Linked DNA regions of Homo sapiens: region 2 is linked to region 1. A link is a loop called in an ENCODE intact Hi-C map of the cell type or tissue named here. Cell type or tissue: endothelial cell of umbilical vein. All regions are shown on one strand. Each heading gives the region's core, and the rest is flanking DNA. Links, peaks and the distances in the headings are about the cores only.

Evidence for each region. Peaks named below come from ENCODE experiments on the same cell type or tissue, not always from the same donor. Only the 100,000 strongest peaks of a DNase experiment are listed, where the experiment ranks them.
Region 2: it touches region 1 in a loop (2.0-fold over the local background); 2 of 110 quality-filtered maps call a loop at or near these places.

What each region holds. Positions count from the first base shown.
Region 1 is chr19:41,320,843-41,323,342 of GRCh38, forward strand. It overlaps CCDC97 (coiled-coil domain containing 97), which reads left to right. Exons shown (of 5, transcript NM_052848.3): 5 at 1,753-2,500. The coding sequence ends at 1,873. Among named protein-coding and RNA genes, the nearest start is that of CCDC97, 12 kb to the left of the region's middle. RefSeq lists silencers at 882-1,176, 1,262-1,556, 1,725-2,211 and an enhancer at 2,310-2,500. In endothelial cell of umbilical vein, for the core only: a CTCF peak has its summit at 1,094 (motif pointing right); DNase peaks (open chromatin) are centred at 1,099 and 2,339; H3K27ac peaks cover 1,496 bases.
Region 2 is chr19:41,221,457-41,228,140 of GRCh38, forward strand. It overlaps AXL (AXL receptor tyrosine kinase), which reads left to right. Exons shown (of 20, transcript NM_021913.5): 4 at 424-600. Among named protein-coding and RNA genes, the nearest start is that of AXL, 5.6 kb to the left of the region's middle. RefSeq lists enhancers at 1-920, 2,795-3,730. In endothelial cell of umbilical vein, for the core only: no CTCF peak of the experiment used is centred there; DNase peaks (open chromatin) are centred at 4,395 and 5,165; H3K4me3 peaks cover 1,095 bases; H3K27ac peaks cover 2,500 bases.

The sequences.
Region 1 (2,500 bases), core at 1-2,500:
AGTAACCCCTGGCAAAGTTCATGCCCGGCATGGAGGGGCCTGCACTGGCTGCCCCCACAGTTACAGTTGTTCATTTCTCCAGTAGCACCCCAGGGCTGAGACACGTGGGCCACCTGCTTTGGAAAAGGACCCAGGAGAGTGATGTGTCAGTCAAAGATTGGTTTTGTCATTTAAGGTAGCTTTGCCTTGTGGTCCCAAACACTGGGCCCAGCAGCAGAGGACCCTCCTTGGTTTCACATCCAGCCCCGATGACATGTGAAATGTGTGACCACACATAAGCGGACCCTACGTCCGTCCTGAGGTGGGCTCATCAGGAAAGTGGGAATTGTGATTGCCCCTGCCGTGGGGCCCAGCCATGGTCACCAGAGCCTCCTCCCATTCTGGGATCCCTGGCTCTTGAATGGAATCTGGCTGCTCCACTTCCAGCCAGGCAGGCCTGCTCAGAGCCCCAGTTCCTGCACGCAAAGTGGTGAGCAGAGGGCCTGGACCATGGGGACCCTCATTCAGCAGGCATCACTGCTGTTCCCAAGCCAGGGCCCAGGAGGAAATTGGGGGTGGCAGGGACCACAGTGTGTTGCCTCGGGAGGGCAGCAGTGGCCCCGACGTGTCCCCCATCCGTGCATTCAGTTGGCATGTGCTGAGCATCTGTGATGTCCACAGGCTCTGGGGATAAGGCGGGGACCAAAACCAACGAAAGGCTTCCCTGCCTGAAAAGGGGTCCCACTCTAGTGAGGAAGATCTAGAATTTTCTAGCACTTCATGGTGATGGGGCCATGAGGAAAAGTGAAGCAGTGGGAGGGGAGTGACAGGGTGGCTAGGGAAGGCCTCTCTGAGGGGCTGACAGCAAAGGCCTGCAGGAAGTGGGAGGAGCATTCCTGGCAGAGGCCATAGTAGGTGCCAGAGCCCCCAGCAGCACCAAGGGGCAGAAGGGGCTGGAGCAGTCGCAAGGGGTCGCAAGGGGGTAGGAGATCTCTGAGTGGCCAAATCAAGCTAGGCTTGGCAACCCAAGTGCGTGCTGCTGGGTTTACTTGCTGCCTTAGGGCATGGGCAGCTGTCCTGCCTGTGGTCAGCTCTGGCTAATCCCGGCCTCTATCCACTGGAGGGCAGTAGCAAGCCCCCAGTGATGACGTCAAAATGTCAAAATGCCGTGGGGGCAAAATTACCCCCAAGTGGTTCTTTGTTGAGAGCCACTGCCTGCTTGAGAATGTAAGCCCATGTGTCGCCACATTTTACAGCTTTTTAAGAAAAACTAGAGCTTTGGGGTTTTTTTTAGACAGGGTCTCCTTTGTCACCCAGGCTGGAATGTGGTGGTTTGATCATAGCTCACCGCAGCCTTGACCTCCTGGCCTGAAGTGAGCCTCCCGCCTCAGCCAACTGAGTAAGCTGGGACTACAGGTGCTCACCACCACGCCTGGCTACTTTTTCAATTTTTTTGTAGAGACAGGGTCTCCCTTTGTTGCCCAGGGCTCCAACTGCTGGGCTCAAGCCATCTTCCTGCCTTGGCCTCCCATAGTGCTGGGATTGCAGGCATGAGCCACCATGCCCAGCCCAGAGTTTTTGTGCAAACTCTGATTTGGAAAATGTTCCCTTGAGTTTTAAACCCTGAGAGTTTTAAACACTATCTCCCTTGGGAGGGTCAGCTCTGACGGCTGCCAGCACATGGCCTTTGACATCAGGGTGCCCCAGGCCTTTGACCTGGGCATCCGAGGGTCCCAGGGAGACCCAGTCCTTGACAGCCTCCTCCTCCTGCAGCACAGTAGACGACAACCCCGACTTCGACAACCTCGACATCGTGGCACGGGATGAGGAGGAGAGGTACTTTGATGAGGAAGAACCTGAGGATGCGCCCAGCCCAGAGCTGGATGGGGACTGATGGCCGCCACCCTTCCCACCGCCTGCCCCATCCCCATCCCCAACAAGGCAGCTGATTCCAGGCCTGCTCAGTGACCCTTTCTCTAGGGGGACATCAGGGCAGTGCCCCACAACCCACACACACCACCATCTCACTGGGTCTAGTCTCATCTCAGACAACCCCCACCCCCACTGTTTCTGGGGTTCCCTTTCTCATCTCTCCCACCCTGTCTCCTGCCTCTGTCTTTCTTGGTGTCTGTCTGGGCTTCTTTCTGTCTCTTTCTGTCTTTCTGTCTCTCTCCCTACCCCCGCTCCCTCTTTCCAGTGCTCTGGCTGGCTGTCTCTCCCTTTCTCCCCCTCTCTCTCTGCCTTAGGCTCTGTCTCCACCGCAGGGCCCAAGGTGAAAGTCCTCCCCTTGCCGGAGGCCAGCTGGCAGGGCCTTTCGTGGCTGGAAGTGGCCAGTTTGGTTCCGGTGCTGACCCCTAGGCCCCAGCGCAGCTGCCTCCCGTGCTGTCTGTCTCCCCCTCTCTGTTTATGTCTGCGCTGTGTCTCACACTCAGAGCCTCCTTGCTTCTGTTAGGTTCCCATCTCTCCTTCTGCCTCACTCTGGGCCTCTTCTTTCTACTTGTACATTTCCACCTCTCTAGGC
Region 2 (6,684 bases), core at 3,051-5,550, 96 kb before region 1:
TGTTCTGGGTGAAAAGACTTCTTGGGGGTAGTTGGATGTCCTAGGCATCAGACACCATCAGGTCACAGGAGGCCATTCTGGTCTTCAGATAAGGCGTCAGAGGCACGCAACGTACCCCTGTCCCCACGACCCCAGCGGTCTCTTTTTTCTCATCCATAGAATGAGATGAGGATGAGCTGTCAGACATTCTGGAAGAGAGACATGAGGAGCTCAGCTATCGTGGGGGGTCTGACATGGGAGGAATCAGATATTGGGGTCACGTGTGTGTTGGGTATGGCTCAGGTGCCCTCGGGGATCAGATAAGGCAAGTCAATGACCCTGCAGGGTGGGTTTGCTGCCCAAAGCCTACAGCATCCTAGTGGTGAGTCAGGCATCTTGGGGCCTCAGAGGGACCCCAGCCTCTACCACTGCCCACCCCGCTAGGCTTGCCTTACTTCCTGGAGGAGCCCGAAGACAGGACTGTGGCCGCCAACACCCCCTTCAACCTGAGCTGCCAAGCTCAGGGACCCCCAGAGCCCGTGGACCTACTCTGGCTCCAGGATGCTGTCCCCCTGGCCACGGCTCCAGGTCACGGCCCCCAGCGCAGCCTGCATGTTCCAGGTGAGTCCGGGGATGTGGGTCAGCTCCGAATAGGGGGCCGGGCAGGGCTGAAGTCAGGAGCAAGGGAACATTGCTACCTCTGCGTGAGTGTCTGACTGTCCTTCTGTCCCTCACTGTCTGTCTCTCTCGTTTCTCCCTCTGAGTCTGTCTCTGCCTCTCTGTCTCTACCTATCTTATTTCTCTCCGTATGCCTTTTTCTGTCTCTTTCTGTCTCTTGGTGTGTGTGTCTTTCTGTCTCTCTTTGTATGTGTCTCTCTCTCTGTCTCTCTGCTTCTCTCTCCCTCCATTCACCCCGGCCTCTCTCTGAATAGAATTCTTTGTCCTGGGTTTCCTCTGAGCTGTTCCATGGCTCGAGTGCGTGTGGGCCTGGTGCCCCTTTGTCAGCCCTTGACCCAAGCAGGGCACCGGAATCAACCGTGCCCTCCTCTCCTCCGCCTCCCTCCACAACCGGCCCACCTCCTGCCCTAACAAGCCTGCTGGCCTCAGTCAAAGGGAGGATGTCCAGCCCGGTCCCCACTGGGGAGATGGAACCCAAAGAAGAGAGAGCAGGAAGAAAGTAGGAGACAGAGGCTGGGCGTGGTGGCTCACGCCTGTAATCCCAGCACTTTGGGAGGCTGAGGCGGGCGGATCACGAGGTCAGGAGATCAAGACCATCCTGGCTAACACGGTGAAACCCCATCTCTACTAAAAATACAAAAAATTAGCCGGGCGTGGTGGCGGGCGCCTGTAGTCCCAGCTACTCGGGAGGCTGAGGCAGGAGAATGGCAGGAACCCGAGAGGCGGAGCTTGCAGTGAGCCGAGATTGCGCCACTGCACTCCAGCCTGGGCGACAGGGCGAGACTCCATCTCAAAAGAAAAAAAAAAAAAAAGAAAGTGGGAGACAGAGAGAGATAGAATGACATACACTGGAAGGGACAGGCCACAGTGACCCAAGATGAACATAGACAGGACAGAGAGGCCGGGCATGGTGGCTCACGCCTGTAATCCCAGCACTTTGGGAGGCTGAGGCAGGTGGATCACTTGAGGCTGGGAGTTCGAGACCAGCCTGGCCAACATGACAAAACTCCATCTTTACCAAAAATACAAAAATTAGCCAGGCGTGGTGACGGGCATCTGTAGTCCCAGCTACTTGGGAGGCTGAGGCAGGAGAATCGCTTGAACCCGGGAGATGGAGGTTGCAGTGAGCCGAGATCACACCACTGCACTCCAGCCTGGGTGACAGAGCAAGACTCTGTCTCAAAACGAAAAACAAAACAAAATGAAAGACAGGACAGGGAAGTTGGAGTGACAGAAACCCTCTCCTTCTTGGGGACCATTCCCTTCTGCACCATGCAGACGAGGAAGGACCGAGCTCAGGGTTATGCAGTGGTCAGGGGCATCACTGGGGGACCCTGGATTCAGGGGGTTCTCCCTACTGAAGGAGGAAAGACAGAGGAGCAGATGGCAGAGGCTCTGTAAAGGAAGGAGGCTGCAGCCTGGAGGGCATCAGCTTCCCGCACTCCCAACCTGCTGCCTCTCTCTGCTGGAATGAGGAGGGGCCTTCTGACTGGGGGTCTCCAGGGTGGAGGGAGGAGCTCACATTCTCAGCATTCCTGGGACCCTGAGTTGCAAGGAAGACCTGGTGAGCATGCTGACCCCAGAGGAGTGACTCAGGCCCATGGCTCGAGTGGCTGAGTAGGGACCAGGGTTGGGGATCGGGCATGAGTCAGCCTGGCAGGTCCCATGAGAAGGGGAGGGGAGGGAGAGAAATGGGGGCTGCACAGGTGTGAGGATCTGTGCATGTCTGTGTGGTGGTGGTGGGGTGTCTGGATATCTGTGTGTTCTGGATCTGAGTGTTAGTGTATCCGTCAGCACAACCTCTGTGTGAGGGTGTGCCTTGGCGAGGGTGGACTTCTGTGGATGTCCCATGTGTGGTGTGTGTGTGTGTGTGTGTGACTAAATATATTTCCTTCAGCTTGGATTCTGTCCCAATATGTGTTTGGATCTTTATAGCATGTCTCTCTCTCTACGTTTCTTAGGGGTTGCCCGTGTGTGGGTGTCTGTGTGTGTGCGCATGATGGAGTGTACCAGTGTCAGCCTGTGTCTGTCCCTCTTTTTTGTGTTTGTGTGTTCACAGCTGGGACTCACTGTATGAAAGTAAAGTGTGCCTGGAGGGTAGTGGGTTTGGGGCTATGGTGCACACCTCTCTGTATGGAGGTGGTAGTGTCAGCCCACAGGTGTGCAGCTATGGGTGTGAGAGTGTCCTAGTGAGAGCTTGTGTTCCCTTGCAGAATCAGAACGTGTCCATGGATAACTTGTGTTTCTTACCACCTTTTTTCCCCCTTATTTTTTTTCAAGATAAGCTCCCGCTGTGTAACCCAGGCTGGAGTGCAGTACTGTGATCATGGCTCACTGTAGCCTCCACCTCCTGGGCTCAAGCAATCCTCCTACCTCAGCACCCTCCCACCCCTCAAGCAGCTGGGACTATAGGCATGTGCCACCATACCCAGATAGTTTTTGAATTTTTTGGTAGAGACAGAGTCTCGCCATGTTGCCCAGGCTGCTCTTGAACTCCTGGCCTCAAGTGATCCTCCCGCCTCGGCCTCCCAAAGTGTTGGGATTTACAGGCGTGAGCCACTGCTCTCAACCCTCAGCCTCTTACCAGCTTTCTGTGTGTGTCCATAGATGTCTCTGTGGCGTGTGTGTATATGTCACAGGGTAAGCATGTTGGTGTATGACTGTAGTCACAGACCTGTGTGTGTGTGTGTGTGTGTAACAGCACCCTCTGCTTCTCTCTGGTCTCCCTGTGTGTGCACTGGCCCCTGCTGCCTCTGAGTACATGACCTAAGGATGCTTACCAGTCAGCGTATAGATGTGTCTCTGTGTCAATCTATGTGTCCATGGCAGTGTCTCCATCCTTGTGTGTCTGCATCAGGCCTGCGCATCTACGAAACTGTGTTTTTTTGTTTTTTGGGGTTTTTGTTTTGAGACGGAGTCTCACTCTGTCACCCAAGCTGGAGTGCAGTGGCACGATCTTGGCTTACTGTAACTTCCGCCTCCGGGGTTCAAGGGATTCTCCTGCCTCAGCCTCCTGAGGAGCTGCGATTACAGGCACGCCTGGCTTATTTTTGTATTTTTAGTAAAGACAGGGTTTCATGACAGGTTTGTCATGTTGGCCAGGCTGGTCTCAAACTCCTGACCTCAAGTGATCCACCGGCCTCGGCCTCCCAAAGTACTGGGATTACAGGCGTGAGCCACCGCACCCAGCGCAAATGTGTTTTTGTATCAGTCTGTGTCTGGGTGAACATGAAACCTGGGCGCATCCAGCTCCATCTTATGGCGTAGATGGAGGCTTGGCTGTGAGGTGTACGCGTCGGTGTGTCTGTGTCTGAGCAGGTCAAAATGACCCTTCATTGTGTCCTGGTGTGTATCTATCTGTCCACCTCAACTCCATGTACGCTGTTACGTGGTGTGTGTCTCTGAATATACAGGGACATTTAAGTTTCTGTGTGTGTTGGCATCAGCCTAGATGTACATTGCGTCGCTAGGTGTTTGTAATCAATGTGTACATGTGTGACTGTGTGTTTATGTGTTTGTCCCACGTTGGCTTGTATGCATACATGTCTCTTTATGAATGTACATCAGTGTCAGCCCGCGTGTATATGTGTGAGTCACGGTGTTTTTGTGTCACTGTGTTTGTGACATCAGCCCTTGCATATCTGTGTGCCGTTAACTTACCAAGCGCTGCGTCTTCTGTGCTAATAACAGCCCCTGTGTGTTTAAGTGTGATTCATTGTGAGTGTGTGTGTGGGGGGGTTTGCTGTGTGAAGGAATTTCGTCCGTTTGTGTGCGTCTGTCCCTCTATCTGACTCAGGGCGTGCCCCTCCTCCTTCCATCCCTCTCATTCTCTGGAAAAGCTGGGGCGGAGAGCAGGGGTTGTGGGGGGATGGTCAGGACATCTGGAAAGCACATCTGGAATCGGCCTGCTCCTGTCGTCTTGCGGTAAAGCAAGAACCTTCTGGAGGGGAAGGGGTCCCAGTTCCTCCTGTCCCCTTCACTCAAGGTGCGGCCGTTGGGGCCTGGGAAGGGGGATCCCGGCTCTGGCTCCGCGCCCCCGAAGCCGGCCGGAAGCGCTGGGGTGGGGAGGTGCCCCCGGTGACTCACGCGGGGGCAGGAATGCTGCGGTCGGAACGGGACCCGGCTCCAGAACCCACCTCCAGCCCCAGGGCTTCTCCGGCCGGCGGCGCCAGCTCCCGCGCGCTGACCCTGGCGGGGCCCCACGTGCCAGGTGGCTGGACCCGACCCAGGCTCCCCGCCCCCACTCGGGCCGCCCGCCCGGGACTGTACTGTTTCTCCTCCGGGCGGCGCGGGGGCTGCGGGCGCGGGGCCTTCAGGGCGCGGAGGCTGCGGGAGCGGGCACCTGACCTTGTCTGGGAACGGCCACCTAGGAAGCCGCGACTGAGGAGCTCCCCTACCCTCCCCTTTCCGGCCTCTGCAGACTTTGCACCATTCCACTCCCTCCGCTGACGGAGAAAAGGAAACTTTGTGTCTGCGGATGGAGAGCCTCCCTTGCCAACGCGGTGGGAACAGAGGCGTACACGCACGGAGCAAACACGAGAGACACGTACACAGATACTCAACACATGCACGTACACACCATCCACAGATACACGCAGGGTCACAAACATACCAGCTCAGAAACACAAACACAGATGCACAAGCACACGCGTAAACAACACGCAGAACTGCAGTCGCACTTACAAGACTTGGTCCCAGGGCCGGGCACCGAGTGGCTCTGCCTGCGATCCAGCACTTTGGGAGGCCGAGGCGGGAGGATCGCTTGGGGCCAGAAGTTTGAGAGCAGCCTGGGCAACGTGGTGAGACTCTCCTCTTCTCTACAAAAAAAAATTGAAAAGTTAGCCAAGTGTGGTGGCCGCCTGTAGTCCCAGCTGCTTGGGAGGATGAGACAGGAGGATCGCTTGAGCCCTGGAGGTCAAGGCAGCAGTGAGCCGTGATTGTGCCACTGTACTGCAGCCTGGGAGATAGAGCAAGAACCTGTCTCAAAAAACAAAACGAAAAACTTGGTCCTTCTTACATCCTAGCGCAGACATTGTGTGTGTGTGCTGGGGGAGGGGGGTGTCTATGTTTCTACGTGTATCTGTGTTGGGGGATTCCCCTTATTCACCAGGATACGTTCTCTAAGAGCCCCCACAAAAGCCTGAAACAATGAATAATACTAAACCCTGTATATACTACACATAACTTTCTTTTTCCTTCACAATTTCGCAGATAGATTGTTTTCTTACTATAGATCTTAGCAACCTCAGTACATATATATATGATTATCTTTTTCTAAGTGGAGAATTTTCACCTTTTCACTTAAAAGGAAGCACTTTAAGGCTTCTCTTTGGCCTATCCGAATTGCAGCCATCACTATTTTGCACCCTGGGGCCTTTTTTTTTTTTTTTTAGACAGAGTCTCTCTCTGTCGCCCAGGCTGGAGTGCAGTGTGGCGACCTTGGCTCACTGCAACCTCCGCAGCCCGGGTTCTAGCAGTTATCGTGCCTCAGCCTCCCGAGTAGCTGGGATTACAGGCACGCGCCACCATGCCCGGCTGATTTTTTTGTATTTTTAGTAGAGACGGGGGTTTCACTGTGTTGCCCAGGCTTGTCTTAAACTCCTAATCTCAAGTGATCCACCCGCCTCGGCCTCCCAAAGTGCTGGGATTACAGATGTGAGCCATAGCACCCGGCCAGGCGATTATTTAGATAAATAAGAGTTTCTTGAACTCTGCACTTGAGCACTGCAGTACCAGGACAGTTGATCTGATAGCTAAGTGACTTACAGACAGGTATCAGATACAGCACTGAGATGCTGGACAAAGGGGGGATTCACGTTCTAGGCCAACCAGAGTGGGATGGCATGAGGTTTCATCACAGTACTCAGAACGGCATGCAATTTAAAACTTAGGAGTTATATCTGGAATTTTCCATTGAAATATTTTTAGACCAAGTGTAACTGAAACCTCAAAAAGTGAAACCTCGGATAAAGGGGGACTGATGTACGTTGTATAGCGGTTTGTGTTGGGTATCTCTGTGTGCTTGCA